2 separate regions of the Mus musculus genome follow, and region 1 is linked to region 2. Evidence: chromatin loops called from intact Hi-C (ENCODE). Cell type or tissue: heart. All regions are shown on one strand. Each heading gives the region's core, and the rest is flanking DNA. Links, peaks and the distances in the headings are about the cores only.

What was found. Hi-C counts contacts between places; a loop is a spot of excess contacts. Peaks named below come from ENCODE experiments on the same cell type or tissue, not always from the same donor. Only the 100,000 strongest peaks of a DNase experiment are listed, where the experiment ranks them.
Region 1: it touches region 2 in a loop (2.3-fold over the local background); 2 of 42 quality-filtered maps call a loop at or near these places.

Annotation. Positions count from the first base shown.
Region 1 is chr2:14,491,237-14,499,582 of GRCm38, reverse strand. Slc39a12 (solute carrier family 39 (zinc transporter), member 12) reads right to left here. Exons shown (of 13, transcript NM_001012305.2): 13 at 4,606-5,162. The coding sequence ends at 5,034. Among named protein-coding and RNA genes, the nearest start is that of Gm13266, 17 kb to the left of the region's middle. In heart, for the core only: no CTCF peak of the experiment used is centred there; no DNase peak of the experiment used is centred there; H3K4me3 peaks cover 649 bases; H3K27ac peaks cover 4,187 bases.
Region 2 is chr2:14,673,633-14,681,978 of GRCm38, reverse strand. The region is part of intron 2 of Cacnb2 (calcium channel, voltage-dependent, beta 2 subunit); the gene reads right to left. Among named protein-coding and RNA genes, the nearest start is that of Gm32741, 73 kb to the right of the region's middle. In heart, for the core only: a CTCF peak has its summit at 4,877; no DNase peak of the experiment used is centred there.

The sequences.
Region 1 (8,346 bases), core at 139-8,138, 180 kb after region 2:
CTCATGGTGATCTTCCTATTTGTCTTTTCTTAGTGTTAGTAGCATTCCAGGAACTTGCAATATGTACACCCAGCTATTTATTTTTCACAGTGTCCTGCTTACCTCACTCTTTTCCACTTTAAAAATGCTCCATTTTTCCATCATAAGCTTTATCATATTAATTACACCAATTTACACTCCTAGTCTAATAACTCCAACATCTCTGTCCATCCTGAACCTATCTGTGGCTCTTGCACTGTCTTTTTACCTATGTTCTCTTGTCTTTTTGACTGCCTTGTAACTTTGCAATGAGAGCCAACATTATATTTTTGATAAAAAGAAGTGATTCATATAGGCCTTTAACAGAGTTTTATGGTTATCTGGCCAGGAGTCAGATTTTGTGTATTCTAAACAGATCATTTCTTCTATGGTTCTTGCCTCCCATATTCTGTCTTTCACTGGAGAGTCCTCTGGACTGTAAGATTTTTCAGTTTCATTCCCCTCTGATTCTATAGGTACTGCACTCTGCTGTACTGTGCACGGGAGAAGATTTAATCCCATGATTAAATCTTAATCTTTTAACCTAGGGTCCTAGACCTTGACCGCTATAACTACATCCCTGTTTCATTTATTTTTGCCTTCTAGTATGTGTATTACAACACACATATGTAATACACACATGTGTATTACATACACACACACATGCCACTTTACAATTAGGAAGAGGTTTGTCATGATAAAGAGAGAAAAGCAACAGGGATTTACAAATTTGCAATGTGGCTAAGCAGAATGTGGGAAAGATCTTGTAGGACATATATTTTTTTCTTGGGGACATGAATACTGGGATGGATGTATTGAATTTTAGATATGTAGTGGTGTATGGGAAGGGGCCAGTTAAGCCCACTCCTGGCTTAGAGTAAAGCCATCTCTTAGTCTCTCAAAACTTCTCCTACATTTCATTTGCATTTTAAATGGTACACCATAACCTAAAGCTTATTTCTCAACACTAAAGGACGTTTGCTTGGAGTATATGTTCAGCCTCTACAGACCAGGGTACCCTTCTTAGGAGTACAAGCTGTTTGTACTCTCAGCTGGAGGACACTTCTCTATTTAAATAGACCAGGGCTCCATCAAGCCAATGCCCTGCTTCCCTGTTTTTTTGAGGGGCTGGTTTCAGAGAACAGAGAGGTTCAGTGGGACTACCGTTTTGTTTTCCTTGAGTCAAAATCAAGTGTTGGCAACAGCCTTGACCTCAGACAGATCCTTCTCAGCCAGCTTCCATTATCATTCTCAGAAGGATAACTGCAGAGGAGTATAATAGGTTTTCACATATTGTGAGAGAGAAGAAGTAAATGCAGAGGACTCATGCTGAGTGTAAGTATTATGACCAGAGTGATAGAGCTTATATGGGAGAGTGTGCAGAGTAGGGAGGGCATGCCAAAGGGGCTCCATCTCTTATTCTCTAGATGTGAGTAAAGGTGAAGCCCACTGGCACATGTGTGACACACACACATGCACACGCACATTTGCAGTATGTTATTGGCTCTCTGGAGAAGCTGGTTTGGAGGATTTAAAGAGAATTATAGAAGGATATGGCTTTTAATATGTTTTTGTCAGCCCTGAGGATTGAACTTACAGCCTTCTACATGCTAAGCAAGCAAGCTTTCTACTGTAATGCCTCAAGCCCAGGGGCACAATATATTTTTAAAAGGTTCAATCCCCACTCCACACCAATAAAAAGCCTTTCCTTGATGAAGAATACAGAACTAAGAAAGATTTGAATCTACCAGAAAAAGGAAATATCAACGAGAGGTATTAAATATTTTGAATCATTATTAATATTTTGCAGGCTCTGCGCTAAGTGTTTCACAAGCAGTATTTTATACTGACATCACCACAATCTTATTTTAATGGACAAAAAGGAATTGTCATTCCAAGAAGTATGGCTAGGGTTTGAACCTAGATCTCACTTTGGCACCTGAATTCTTAATGACTCAACTGATGAGCACAGACTAACCTTAGTGATTACCACTTGTGACCAGGTCCTTTATCTCCACTCCAAAGAGGAAAGAACATTGTCAATGGGCTATGTCTTGAGAAATGAGTCTCAAAAAGAGATTCAAAGTCTTACCTGCAATGCTAGGTTCTGGGAAAGGGCAGAGCAGTTAGGAGTGGCTACAGTTCATAGACATATTTACCTAAGAGTCTGGGTCAACTCAGCCTTCAGTTGTGAAGCCATTTCCCCAGACTTTACAAAGCCACACCATGAGCCAATTCCTCTGTCTCTAAAAAAAGACCTGTCAGTAGATGATAGATGCTTAAATAAGACAGATACATGTTCCACTCTTTGATTTTACCCCAGCAACATTTCTGGTTCAGTGGAAGAATAAGAATAGGAATACGAGGAGGAGGAAGAAGAGGAGGGGGGAAGAGAAGGGGGAGGAGGGGTAGTGAGGATGGTGGTAGAGAACAAGGGGGAGGAGGAAGAGGAGGAGGCAGACAAATCACTAATCAGAAGTACAATAGAGACCCCAACTGAGTCTTAGGAAACACACCTGCTCCAAAAATTGAAAAACCTGATTTAAAAAAAAAAAACAGTTTACCCTAAAAGAAAAACACTGTCAGTCTACCCAAATTTAAGTTCAGGTCATTTTCAGAGGGCAAGGAACTGTCATCATATTTTTACTATTATTACTGAATCTTGAGGAATAAAAACAGTTTTGAAAAAAGTATGTGTCTGTAAGCATGTGTGTGAATGTTGATACATGCTTGCTTGCTACAGTATACATATGGAGATCAGAGTACGAAGTTTGGAAATTAGTTCTCCCCTTCCACTTTGCTTTGGGGCCAGGTCTCACTTGTTCATTTAGGTCTCATTCTAGGCGAGGTGGCCCATGAAAGCTAAGTCAGCCTCCCATCTTGCTGCATGGGGACTGGAATTACAGATGCATGCTAACGTATTTCACTTTCTGTATGTGATTTGGGATCCAACTCAAGTTAACAGGTTGATGTGGCTCGTGCTTTTACACTGAATCATCTCCCTGGCCCCGTTTAGCAATTCTAAGACTACTTATGGTATGCTGCCTGGAACACAATTTTCATTATCAGCAAATCAACGATAAGGTAAAGAGGAGGAAAGGGGAACCCAAAAAGGTTCCTCAGAAGCTACTATGCCCTACTACCCTTAGGATGCTATCTGAGTGACTCAGTCTCTGCTTTCAATCAGGGAACACTAGTGATAAGCTTTTGAAGGGCTTGGAATGTTTCCTTCTGATAGCTGGCAGTGTTCAACCCCGCTGCACCCTATTCACAACCCTACCAGCATCAAGATCACTCAAAGCTGAAGGTCATAGAGTCAGTAGCTCACATCTCAAATTTTAATTTAGTTTGTTTAACCTTGAACCAGAAACACAGTCATCCATCACAGCTGTTCCAATTAAGCTAGCATAAATGAAGGCTAAATAACAAAATCAGAACATGGGCATTAAAACACGTCCACAGATCATATCTGGTACTTTGTGTTTGTAACCTCTACCCCAGGATGTCCTGTGCAAAGGAGTGCTTGTTCAATTTGCTTTACTCGCCTAAAACAGAAAGCTGAGGCTCTATTTGTCAGGTCTAGCTCGCTCTTTGAAAATCATCCAAGCACAGAAGTTTTAAGCAACTTAGTCAAAAACACACAGCTCTTGACCTGTTCTGTCTCAGAGCCAGGTCTGTCTGACTTTTTTCACCAATGGTGTACAGAGTCTGGCCACAGCTAGCATCTTTAACAATACCTGGGAGTTCTAAGTCAAGGTCTCAGTACTCTCTCAGACACACAGAGTCAGAAGTTCTGAGAATGGAGTCAGCCACTTGTATTCTCACTTATATAGTTAAGTTGTTCCTGAGGTACACTGAATTCTTGTACACAATAGCCCAAAGTCTGAGCATTCACCTAAGACAGCTGGACAAGTCCACTTTATTTTGAAATCAAAGCAAGGTGTTTTTTAAGTGACTATGTTTGGGTTGGGGCATGACAAAGAACTTCTACCAGTTGGTGAGTAAGAGGTAGGAGATACATAACTGTGTGCCATGAGTCACAGTAAAAACAAAATAACCTTTTCCCTTGTCAAGATCCACCATTAAAAACTAAGAGAAATAGAAGGCACCCATATTCTAAGGGACAAAATGACTAAAGAGTAGGTCATTTTCTATCTTAATAATTTTCTGTGTTATCAGTAATGTTCCTTGTTCATGAATTCACCTACTGCTATCCTCTTTAAAGTGACCTCAGAAACAATGCAAACATATGATTCATCAGTGAAATTACACACACACACACACACACACACACACACACACACACACACACACCTGTTCACCTGTTCTATAATCTGTGAAAGCTGAGTCGTTGGTTTTCTGCCCGACTCTTTGTTGCCTTATTGATTTGGGAACTTTGCCTTTTGTTTACAGTTCTTGTTGCCTACCACAGATATGTGCTGAGTTTGACAGGAGGACAGGTGGGATATTCTGCTGTATCTTTTAGACCTCCCCAAGTGGATTATTTACATAAACTGCTGAACCAAGGCTTGGTTCTTCCAGCTGATCATGTTGTACTAGCTTGTAAGAGAGGATTTGTTCAGAAAGGTAATTGAAACTAGCCTTTATTACATTTCTACAATTATATTTGCTTATGCTTTACTAATCACATAGAAAACAATATATTATTAACAATTTAAAAAACAACGACAAAAATGTCTGCTTCAAATATAAGGAATAAACATTCTTTTGTAGGGAAATAATATTTTTGCAGCTGACTAGAATTAAGAATTTTCTAACACTAAACATTATTGTGGCCAATCACAGTGTCAGAAACAAAAATAAAGATTTTAATCCAAGCCAGACTCACATATATATATTTCTAAAAATTTATAATACAGAATTAATAAGTTAAGATAAATGACAAATTCTTTGCCTCGAATATAAATACCAAATTAGTGATTGGCATAGAGAACATGGAAGATACGAGATATGAGCAGATAATTACATTTTGGAAGCCATTAGAGATTCTTAACTTATATTTTAATATTCTGTTCATATACAGCTAAGAGCAAAAGAGAAAACCAGCCAAGGACCAATCCGACATTCTGCAGGAGAAACGTCATCCAGGGTCGTTGTGTCTGAACATGAGTCATTTCAGGAAGCTAAAAAAAGAACAAGAAACCAGAATAAGATCCAGATATATTCAACTGCCGAGAAAAGCTTTGTGGGAAAGCACAAGCAATTCTGTTATTCAGAACTTAATACCCTTCAATGTTCCCCAAATAGTTACCCAATGTTTAGTTCCTATTCTTGACATGAGTTTGAAATGTAAGCTAACTGGAGCCACTTGCTGGTAGTGGGAAGGACACTCTCATTGGCGTATGTCTGAAAGCAACACAGCTTTCAACAGAAGCCAGCTCTCCCTTTATTTCCAGAATATGCTTAAATGTGAAATAGACAAGACTTAAAAAGTACAGTTTCCAATTGTTCCATTAGGCTTATGAAATGGCTAAATATATGAGCTTTTGCAAAGCACTAATGTTTATTTGCTGTCTAAGAGAAAACCAAGGTCCCCATGAAATTTAGAACAATGAAGAAATCATTTCCTAGGACTATATTTTATTCTCAAACAAACAAGTGGACATAACTTCATGTCTACCAAATGTCATAGCACCATTTGGAAAGAAAGGTGCATCTGGGCTTCTATGAGAAGAACCCAAAGTTGTTGGACTATGTATTAGTTCAAATTCCTCACCCTCACAAGACCATAGAGAATGTCATGGCATGACTGTTTCCTTTGGAGTGTGTAAAGACTCAAGTCAGTTTGGCCTGGAGATCTAACTTAATGTTGGTATCATTGAGAGCCTATTGTGTGGTCAGCTGTGTCCTTGGTTATACTAGATGTCATGGGCATATGCTCCCTTGTGATGACAATCAGACATAGATAATGACTTTGTCTAGTGTCTTGGTAATATGTTTACATCTAGGTTATATTAAAGTTTATGTGTGTAATAGGCAGTATTTATTCTTCGGAGCTTAGGTTTGGTGCTATCTTTAAAGAATTAACAATATGAACTGAACTTACCCAACATATTTGAATGTCAACAATTTTAAGCAATTTTTGATGGTTAATTTTAATGATAGGCAACAAAATTATATTGCAATCCTATCTCCCATGGTCATTTAATGGATCATATTTTGAATAAACTTATTTCCAAGTACTGAGCTAAGATTTCCTCTCTTCCTTATAGTTTGCAACTATATGAAAAGTTAGAGGCCAACATAGGATACATAAGACTGTCTCAAAAACTAAAAGTCACCAAAAACTTAAACAACTGTACTGTTCTTATCAAACTATGCCTACAGACTTGCTGCTTTACTTAGTGTCTAACAAATGAGAGAGGAACACACCTGTTTGTAAGAGCCACAGAACCTCCACCAGTGAGAAAATCATTGATGCTCAATTCTGTGCAGATGGCACCATGCTTGAGAAAACACCACAACTATTTTATGCAGCACAAATAGTGACAGCATTCACATTAAATATACTTTTAGAACACTTAAGCTACAAAGTCTGATGTACATTCTATTTGATTTTTTTTTTCCATTTTTTATTAGGTATTTAACTCATTTACATTTCCAATGCTATACCAAAAGTCCCCCATATCCACCCACCCCCACTCCCCTGCCCACCCACTCCCCCTTTTTGGCCCTGGTGTCCCCCTGTACTGGGGCATATAAAGTTTGCAAGTCCAATGGGCCTCTCTTTCCAGTGATGGCCGACTAGGCCATCTTTTGATATATATGCAGCTAGAGTCAAGAGCTCCGGGGTACTGGTTAGTTCATAATGTTGTTCCACCTATAGGGTTGCAGATCCCTTTAGCTCTTTGGCTACTTTCTCTAGCTCCTCCATTGGGAGCCCTATGATCCATCCATTAGCTGACTGTGAGCATCCACTTCTGTGTTTGCTAGGCCCCGGCATAGTCTCACAAGAGACAGCTACATCTGGGTCCTTTCAATAAAATCTTGCTAGTGTATGCAATGGTGTCAGCGTTTGGATGCTGATTATGGGGTGGATCCCTGGATATGGCAGTCTCTACATGGTCCATCCTTTCATCTCAGCTCCTAACTTTGGCTCTGTAACTCCATTCCATGGGTGTTTTGTTCCCAAATATAAGGAGGGGCATAGTGTCCACACTTCAGTCTTCATTCTTCTTGAGTTTCATGTGTTTAACAAATTATATCTTATATCTTGGGTATCCTAGGTTTGGGGCTAATATCCACTTATCAGTGAATACATATTGTGTGAGTTTCCTTGTGAATGTGTTACCTCACTCAGGATGATGCCCTCCAGGTCCATCCATTTGGCTAGGAACTTCATAAATTCATTCTTTTTAATAGCTGAGTAGTACTCCATTGTGTAGATGTACCACATTTTCTGTATCCATTCCTCTGTTGAAGGGCATCTAGGTTCTTTCCAGCTTCTGGCTATTATAAATAAGGCTGCTATGAACATAGTGGAGCATGTGTCCTTCTTACCTGTTGGGGCATCTTCTGGATATATGCCCAGGAGAGGTATTGCTGGATCCTCCAGGAGTACTATGTCCAGTTTTCTGAGGAACCGCCAGACTGATTTCCAGAGTGGTTGTACAAGCCTGCACTCCCACCAACAATGGAGGAGTGTTCCTCTTTCTCCACATCCACGCCAGCATCTGCTGTCACCTGAATTTTTGATCTTAGCCATTCTGACTGGTGTGAGGTGGAATCTCAGGGTTGTTTTGATTTGCATTTCCCTGATGATTAAGGATGTTGAACATTTTTTCAAGTGCTTCTCTGCCATTCGGTATTCCTCAGGTGAGAATTCTTTGTTCAGTTCTGAGCCCCATTTTTTAATGGGGTTATTTGATTTTCTGAAGTCCACCTTCTTGAGTTCTTTATATATGTTGGATATTAGTGCCCTATCTGATTTAGGATAGGTAAAGATCCTTTCCCAATCTGTTGGTGGTCTTTTTGTCTTCTTGACGGTGTCTTTTGCCTTGCAGAAACTTTGGAGTTTCATTAGGTCCCATTTGTCAATTCTTGATCTTACAGCACAAGCCATTGCTGTTCTGTTCAGGAATTTTTCCCCTGTGCCCATATCTTCAAGGCTTTCCCCCACTTTCTCCTCTATAAGTTTCAGTGTCTCTGGTTTTATGTGAAGTTCCTTGATCCACTTAGATTTGACCTTAGTACAAGGAGATAAGTATGGATCGATTCGCATTCTTCTACACGATAACAACCAGTTTGATTTTCATATAACCCCATTTACACATTCTTCCTTATGTTTCCTCTGACACCCTTAAGCTC
Region 2 (8,346 bases), core at 89-8,088:
TTTGAGACAGGGTTTCTCTGTGTAGCTCTGTCTGTCCTGGAACTCACTTTGTAGACCAGGCTGGCCTCGAACTCAGAAATCCACCTGCCTCTGCCTCCCAAGTGCTGGGATTAAAGCACTTCCACTGCACCACCACTTCTTAAAATATATGAAAGAAATATAAATTGGAGTCACCAAATACCAAGGGAGTGCAAGGCTCAAAGGATCACAGAGCATTCTGACTTTCCTCTCTTTCCTGAGCCCATCTCTAACCAGAGTAGACAGGCCACCCTGGCAAAACTGTTATATCCCAATCTTAATTACATTCTCATATCAGCTACTTTGTTCACTGTCATGGCAAAATATCTGATCAGCTTCATAGAGAAAGACTTATTTTGGCTTACAGTTTAGACAATGTGGTCTGTCATGGGAAGAAAATCATGGTGGTTCAGGTAACTTGGTCATTGGGAGCTTGTGGTAAGGATTCTTCAGAATTTGGCAGGTCAGGAGGCAGAGAACAGGACCAGAAGTGGGGTAGAACTTGAATCCTGGAAGATCCACCCATAGTGGTCTATTACCAGTTGGTCTTGTGTTCTAAGATTTTTATAAGCACCCAGAGGAACACTTCTAGGCAGGGACCAATAGTTCAATGTGGGGGACATTTCAAAACCAAATCTAAACACAATCTACATCATAGGTATGATTAGATACAATGTCCCGTGATAGAAGCACTTCAGTGTTCAACACTTTGGGATCCTGGAGGCCAAAAAATAAACTAAAATAATATGAGTGAGAACTTCAGAAGAGCCATGATAAAGGTCAAAATGTTCAGAGGCAAGCCAAGGCAACAAGTCTCCTAGGCACAGATAATATGAGCAGTGCTTAGCAGGTACTGAGAGGGTGGTGACCCTACTGGTTATCCCTCAACCCTGGTGCATCAAGTCTCGGTAGAGTTAGGTGCATCCTCTGCCACTGAGGTAACCCAGTTGGGGACTGTATTCCACAAATAAGAAAGAGTAAATGCAATGCTTTTTCTGAGAATGACCTATCTGAGGTTAAATGTCTGCCAACAGCACCTGGAATCTAATTGCCATCTGATTTTCTTCTGTCTTTCACCACTAGCTCAAATTGCTTCTTTCCCTACCCTTGAAGAACAATATTGCTGAAGTATTTCACATTTCGAGGGTTGGGGAAGATTCTGTGGGTAGAAGTTTTTTTTCCTAAGAAGTAAATTTGAGATGAATTGATGAATTGATAAAGACAAAGAAGTGAGCAAACACACACATGATGAGCTGGATGAGAGCACCACACTCCTTATGTGCCTCATCTATGGATGGAGAAGGTTCTAACAGGTTCTTGAAAGATTTTATTAGAGAGATGGCTCAGCAGGCAAAGGCCCTTGCCATCATGCCTGTCAAACCTGAGTTTCATCCCCAGGATCCCTACAATGAAAAAAGATGCTGCAAGTTGATCTCTGACCTCTACATTGGTACCATGGCATGCATGTATGTATGCATGTATGCATGCTACACACTCACATAAACAATACACACACACAAAATAATTTTATAAATGCAAACTTAAAGAATCTATAATTTTCCTATTTCAAGCATACGAAACTAGATTCTATGATGATCAATAGATCAGGAAAAACAAATCTTTCATTAGACATAATGAATAGACTGTTGACTGAATTAATTAGTCAAAATGACACATCGCCACACTGTGTAACTGAAATAGCTTCAGATTTCAGTAAGATAAATTTTTACAAAGGATTTGCATTTGGTATAGATTAGTCAAACTAGAAGTATTTCTATTAAATAGATACTATAGTTAGACCATAGTGGCCTTCCTTGGACTATAGTTAGCAAAGTGTTGGTATAGACCATTCATTGAAATTCAATTCTCTTGCAGACCTTTAGGGTGTCCTGAAAACCATAACATAAAGAAGGAAATGAAGCAGACGTGACTCAGTATATGGAAGACAAACATATCTCAAAACTGTTCCCACTATGGAGAGACCATAGAGCAGTGGTTCTCAACTTGTGGGTTATGACCACCATAAGGTCTCATATCAGATATCCTGCATATCTGGCATTACAATTCATAACAGTAGCAATATTATAGTTATGAAATAGCAACTAAGTAATTTTATGGGTGGGGGTCACCACAACATGAGGAACTGTATTAAAGGGTCAGAGCACTAGGGAGGTTGAGAACCTCTGCCATAGAGGGTTGTACAAAGAAAAGGGGTTCCTGGGGACAAGGAAAGTTTTAGGTATGAACTGGCTTTGGTTCCCTTTCTTGCCTCATCCCCTTCACTCTCAGATACAGCCACACTGCCTCCTTGACAAACACACGAAGCATCCTTCTCCATGGCTTAAATATGAAATGTTCTCCTTTGGTTTTAAGCTTGTGAAGTTACTTTTGCAGGTTCTGGAGACAAGAAGAGGTATGACTTCCCAGGAGGAAGTAGGTACAGGGAATACATCCTCAGGTGCCTTAGCTTATCCTGAGGTCCCTCTGTTACTGTGTCCTGACTGCTATAAGGTAAAGAATTTCTTCTGCCACACACGCTTGCTGCCTTGATTTTCTAACATCCAAGTACATGGGCTCAAGAAGCATGGTTGGAACCCTCTAAAGGGTCCATGCTATTTCTGTCAGGTATCTTGGCCACTAAGATACAAACCTAAAAGGAACTAAACTCCACTCACTCTTTGGCCTCTGCAATGACTATTCCCCCTGCTTGGAAGGTTTGCTTGACTTATCATTCACATCAAGTTGTTCTCAAATATTGTTCTCTTAGTGAGAATCCTATTGACTTCCCAACTAAATCTATGGCCTTGTAACCTGGTCCCTATTTTCTTACTTTTGATAATGCTGGTAAACTCTGGACACATTGGAACTATTAACTTCATGATACATGATATTTACACCTTCTAAATAAAGCATGCACCCATGGATAAAGGAAACTTTCTTGGCTGTTCAAAACAGGGTAATAAGAAAGATACATTGACCCGTGCTTTTCCACATGCCTGTGTGGTAGAGTCTCTTGAGCAAATGTCTGTTCAGTGTTTGTATGAAGAAATGAATTGATATGGACATTCCATTTGCAGTTCAGGAAGGATCTTTGGTCTACCTCTGGGCAGCTGTACACTTGGGCTTAATAAGTGGATTATATAAATGTATTGACAGCACATCCACTCCAATTTGGCTGACTCTGCATTGTATGTGGCTCTATTACCCAGGCAGAAATCAATAATCCATAGTGTCTGCATCTACTTGCTTACAATGAACAATTCACAGAGATCTCTATCTGTTTTGGAATTCGGAGAGTTTAAGGCATGGTTGAGTTTCACAGAATAGATTTCTTTAAATTGCATGTGGGGGTGTGGGAGAAAAGCATAGTTCTAGAAAATGGCTCTCTAGCTTTTGTTGTCCTCCCCCAATAGCTACAATCAATAAATTAGCTTTTGTTATTGGTAACCATTGTCTATTTTTAAACCACAGAGATAGAGGCATTCTAGAGATAGAGAACTGTGTTGCTGCCATCTCTAACTAGCACAGGTGGCCAGAATTGCAATAAAAGGGAATGCCCACTAAGAAAAATTAGCACTTATGTTTGTTATACTTAAAACAGAGGGAACTAAAGGTCCATGGAAGTTCTCCCTCTATAAGACTGTGGCACCCAGATGTACACACTGAAGCACTCACAGGAGAACTTTAGACTAACAAGCAAGAACTGTAGAATGACAGTACATAGGGACCCCAGAGGTACCTAAGCTCACACTTCAGTTCTATGGATATCAAGAATTGACCTATGAAACTTTAAGTAGATGGCTCAGTGTATAAGAGCACTTGCTATGCAATCTGAGTTTGAATCCCCAGCATCTCAACAAGGCAGAACAAAAAGCTAAGCATGACTGCAGTTGCCTGCTACTCCAGTATTACAGGATAAGAGCGGGTGAATCCTAAGAGCTTGCTGGTCAGCTAGCCTAAGTAAAATAGCAATGAGAGAATCTGGTTTAAGGCAATGAAGTGGAGAGCGATAGACACTCAAGTGATTTACTCTGACTTCTACATGTGTGTCCATGAATGTACGTCTGCACCCTCACATTCATGTACCACCCTCCCCCCCCACACACATGTATGCATGCACACACGCACACATGTACACATATACATACACACCACCACCAACTGATCTAAATAAGAAAAAATAAGAGCTCAAAGTTGTCTCCAATATTAGACTAAATCCCCAAACGCAGGCCGCTTTCAAGTACAGCCTTGAGACTCTGCAGTTGAGGCTTAGGTTGCAGGGGAAATTTACAGGCACCTGGAAAGGGTTTTATTGTTTCTCAAGCATTGGATTCATCAGTTGGTACAAAAATGATACATAGTCCTGACATTTCAAGCATTAGAAAAAGTTGTCTTAGAAAAGTACAGTCAGTACTTTACATATAACAGTAAAGGCTTTTGGTGAGTTTCATTTTGATTTTTTAAGATCTTTCTGATCACTTCTAATTCAAAACAATTGTCTGTGTCACAATGTATTTAGAGAAAATGTTGGGGCTTAGCTTGGGCCCCCTTTTTTAATGGAAAGTAGCTTTATGCTCACTTAATATTCTTTGCAAATCTCTAGATTCATCCCAGAAATGCCTAGTTCTCAGGGGGCCTTTGAGCTCTGAACTTGCTGGCGCTGGGCCAGAACATAAGCAAAATGTCTGGCCACCCTGCAGCTCTGCAGAACAGTTATAAAAATATGGAATAAACCAGGTTCCCTGACTTAGATGAATGTGATATGCTTCAAAAATCGTCAAAGTCAGACCCTGGGAGAAGTAGTCCAAGTTGGTTGGTAGGCTGCTCCTGAATTCATGACCTTCATTCAGAGTCGCTGCTATCTCAGGAAGAAACACTAGATGTCGCTGCTCCTGTGAAATGCCACATCTCAAATCTAGGTGTGGGCATGGAGGTACGATCTTTTACCAACCTGTCTTCATTTTTAACACTGAAGACTTAGCACGTCACAAACAATAGGCCCAAAGAGTTCCCACTAGTTCTTCTATCAAAACTAAATCCCTTTAGGCAAGACCCAGTACTGCAGTTTTAGTTATTAGTGTGAAATCCTACTTTTTCTTTAATCCAATCAGGCAGGTTATCCTCCCAGTAGATGAGACATGGGACATCAGGCACAATACACAAGCATGACAATATCACTTTTTGTCATATCAAAGTCCTTTCTCATTGTGCCATTAGAAGCTACAGTTCTGTGCTCTCACCCTCATCCACTTTCCTGGACTCTCACCATGATTTGACAGCTATTTAGTTGCAGGATAACTCAGCGGGCTGGTGGTGAGTGATCTTAACTGGAATTTTCTGTGTTGGACAGCTGTTACGTATTTGTTTTATCAGCCCTGGCAAGATAGTAAATGGCTACTGCAGTAAGGGCTTTTAATTTTAATTTAGTCCAGGCAGGAACACTTGCTTCATTCTAGGGTATCCTGAAAGTATTGTGTGGGTGCCTTTCAGCATTTCCTCTGCCCTTCAAAGGGGGATTCACCACACAGCACACATTTACAGCAGGAAAATGTAAAAGAAACATGTTTCAGGGTTAAAATTTAGAAAGTAAACCAATCATGTTATGAATCACTTTTATATGTTCATGAGCATCCACGCTCCAAACAATAAATAGCATGACATGACAAGGGTAATTTTAAACATTCTATATGTACTTATTATTTTTTTAATCACACAAGCAATGCCAGGTATGGGTTCTGTCCCATGGAGTGTGCCTTAAGTCAAATCAGATTTGTCAATCTAAATATTTCCACAAGCTTTGTGTCATTGTGTGTGTGTGTGTGTGTGTGCCAGGATATGTAGCAGGCAGGACAGCATTGTAAATGGTAAATGATTTGGGGCTGGGTTGGTGTTTACATTTTTCCTTTGATATTGTGCAGAGTACCTTCCTGTACAAAAGACACTAATATGTAGTATAATGACTTTATGTAGGCACCAGCTCAAGTTCTCCAAGTACAAGGAGCCATATAGGTGTTGTCTTCAGCAGTGGGGCCTTGCTATCAGCTTATGGAGAGCAACCTACAGTCTTGGAAGGAGCCTGTGTTATTTGGGGATTCCCATGGGTTTCCTTTCACCAACAACCCAATTAGTGTAACCTAAGCCCACTTAGAAGATTCATTTCATGACAAGAGATGTCCAGGTTGGGATCCGTCCCCTGAATTATCAGGAGATTTCACCTATATTCCCTTCATATATCTACATATTTTATAAAGTGTCTACTATAATAGGTTTCCATTTTACCCCTCAAATGGTTTTTAGTTTTAGATGTCTCTCTCCATAGTCTCTCCCTTATCCTTTTCTTCCCTCCCTGGCCCCACATGATCTTCCCATTCCAGTATCCCCACCCCCATCCACTCTTAACTTCTATTTCCCTTCCGTAGGGAGAGCTGTCTGTCTCCCCTCTCCCATGTCTTACTATATAGAGTTGAACCTCTGTGGTTCTATTACAGCTTGCTTATCTTTGAGGTCATAGCTATCATCCATATATAATCAAATACATTCCATTTTTGTCTTTCTGGATCTGGGTTATTTCACTCAGGATGATTTTTTTTTCTAGTTTCATCCAATTACTGGCAAATTTCATTTTTTAACAGCTGAGTAATATTCAATTATGTAAATGTGCCATATTTTCTTTATCTTTTCTTCTGTTGAGGGACTTAGGTGGTTTCCAGTTTCTGGTTATGTTGAATAGCCAGGAATGAGCATGACTGAGCAAGTGTCTCTCGTAGGATGAAGTGTTCCTTGGTATATACCCAAGAGTAGTATATATAGAAAGAGAGCAATTACCGTCTTCCCAAGGAACTGCCACCCTGATTTCCACAGTAGCTATACAAGTTTGTACTCTCACCAGCCATGAATAAGTATCCCCTTTATCTACTCCACATCCTGACCAGCATGAGCTGCCATGTACTTTATTGATCTTTGCCATTCTGATGGGTATAAGCTGCAATCTCAAAGTAGTTTTGATTTCCATTTCCCTCATGGCTTAGAATGTTGAACATTGTTAAGTGTTTCTCAGTCATTTGCATTTCTTGTTTAGATTTGTATCACATTTTAAATTGGGTTACTTATTTCTTTGATATTTGTTTTTTAAGTTCTTTTTATATTTTGGATATTAGCCCACTGTTAAATATGTAATTGGAAAAAAAATCTCTTCCCATTCTGTAGGCTGCCACTCTGTTTAAATAATGGTGTCATTTGTCATCCAGAAGCTTTTTAGTTTCATGAGGTCCCATGTATTCATTGTCGATCTTAGTGTCTGTGCTAATAGTGTTCTGTTCACAAAGTCTTCTGCAGTGCCAGTGAGTTCAAGGCTATTCCCTGTTTTTTTCTTCTATCAGGTTCAGGATATCTGGTTTTATGTTGAGGTTTTTTATGCATTTGGACTTGAGTTTTAAGTGGACTGATGAGTATGGACTATTTGAATTCTTCTATATGCCACCATTCAGTTTTTGACCAGTGACATTTGTTAAAGATGCTATGTTTTTTCCAGTGTATATTTCTGGATTCTTTATATATATAAATGTATCAGCTATCCATAGGTATATGGATTATGTCTGGATCTTCAATTTGAAGCCACTGATTGACATGTTTGTTTTTGCTCTAATACCATGCCAATTTTATTACTATAGCTCTGCAGTACAGCAAGGTTGGGGGCAGTGATACTTCCATACTTCCAGTGGTTATTGTATTATTCTCTCTCTGTCTCTCTGTCTCTCTCTGTATATTTCCATATGAAATCGAAAATTGTCTTTTTCTGTGGAAATCTATGAATAATTGTGTTGGAATTTTAATGGAGAGGACATTGGACCTGTACATTGCATTTGATAGAATGACCATTTTTACAATTCTACCAATTCATGAGCGTGGGAGATCTTTCCATCTTCTGATACATCCTGTAATCTCTTCGGTGTCTTTTTACCATACAAGTCTTTCACTTGCTTAGCTAGAGTTACCCCCAAGAGATTTTATATTATCTAAGACTCTTGTGAAAGGTATTGTTTCCCTTATTTTTTCTAATCAGTGTTTTATTTGTATATAGAGGAATGCTACTGATTTTGTTGAATTAATTTGACACCCTTCTACCTTGCTGAAAGTATTTACCAGCTGTAGGAACTCCGTGGTGGAATTTTTAGGATCACTTATGTACGCCATCACATCATCTGCAAATACAGATACTTTGACTTCTTCCTTTCCAATTGTGTCCCCTCGATCTTCTTTAATTGCCTTATTCCTCTAAGACTTCAAATTATTGAATAGGTACAGAGTGAGTGAGACCATATATCCTGG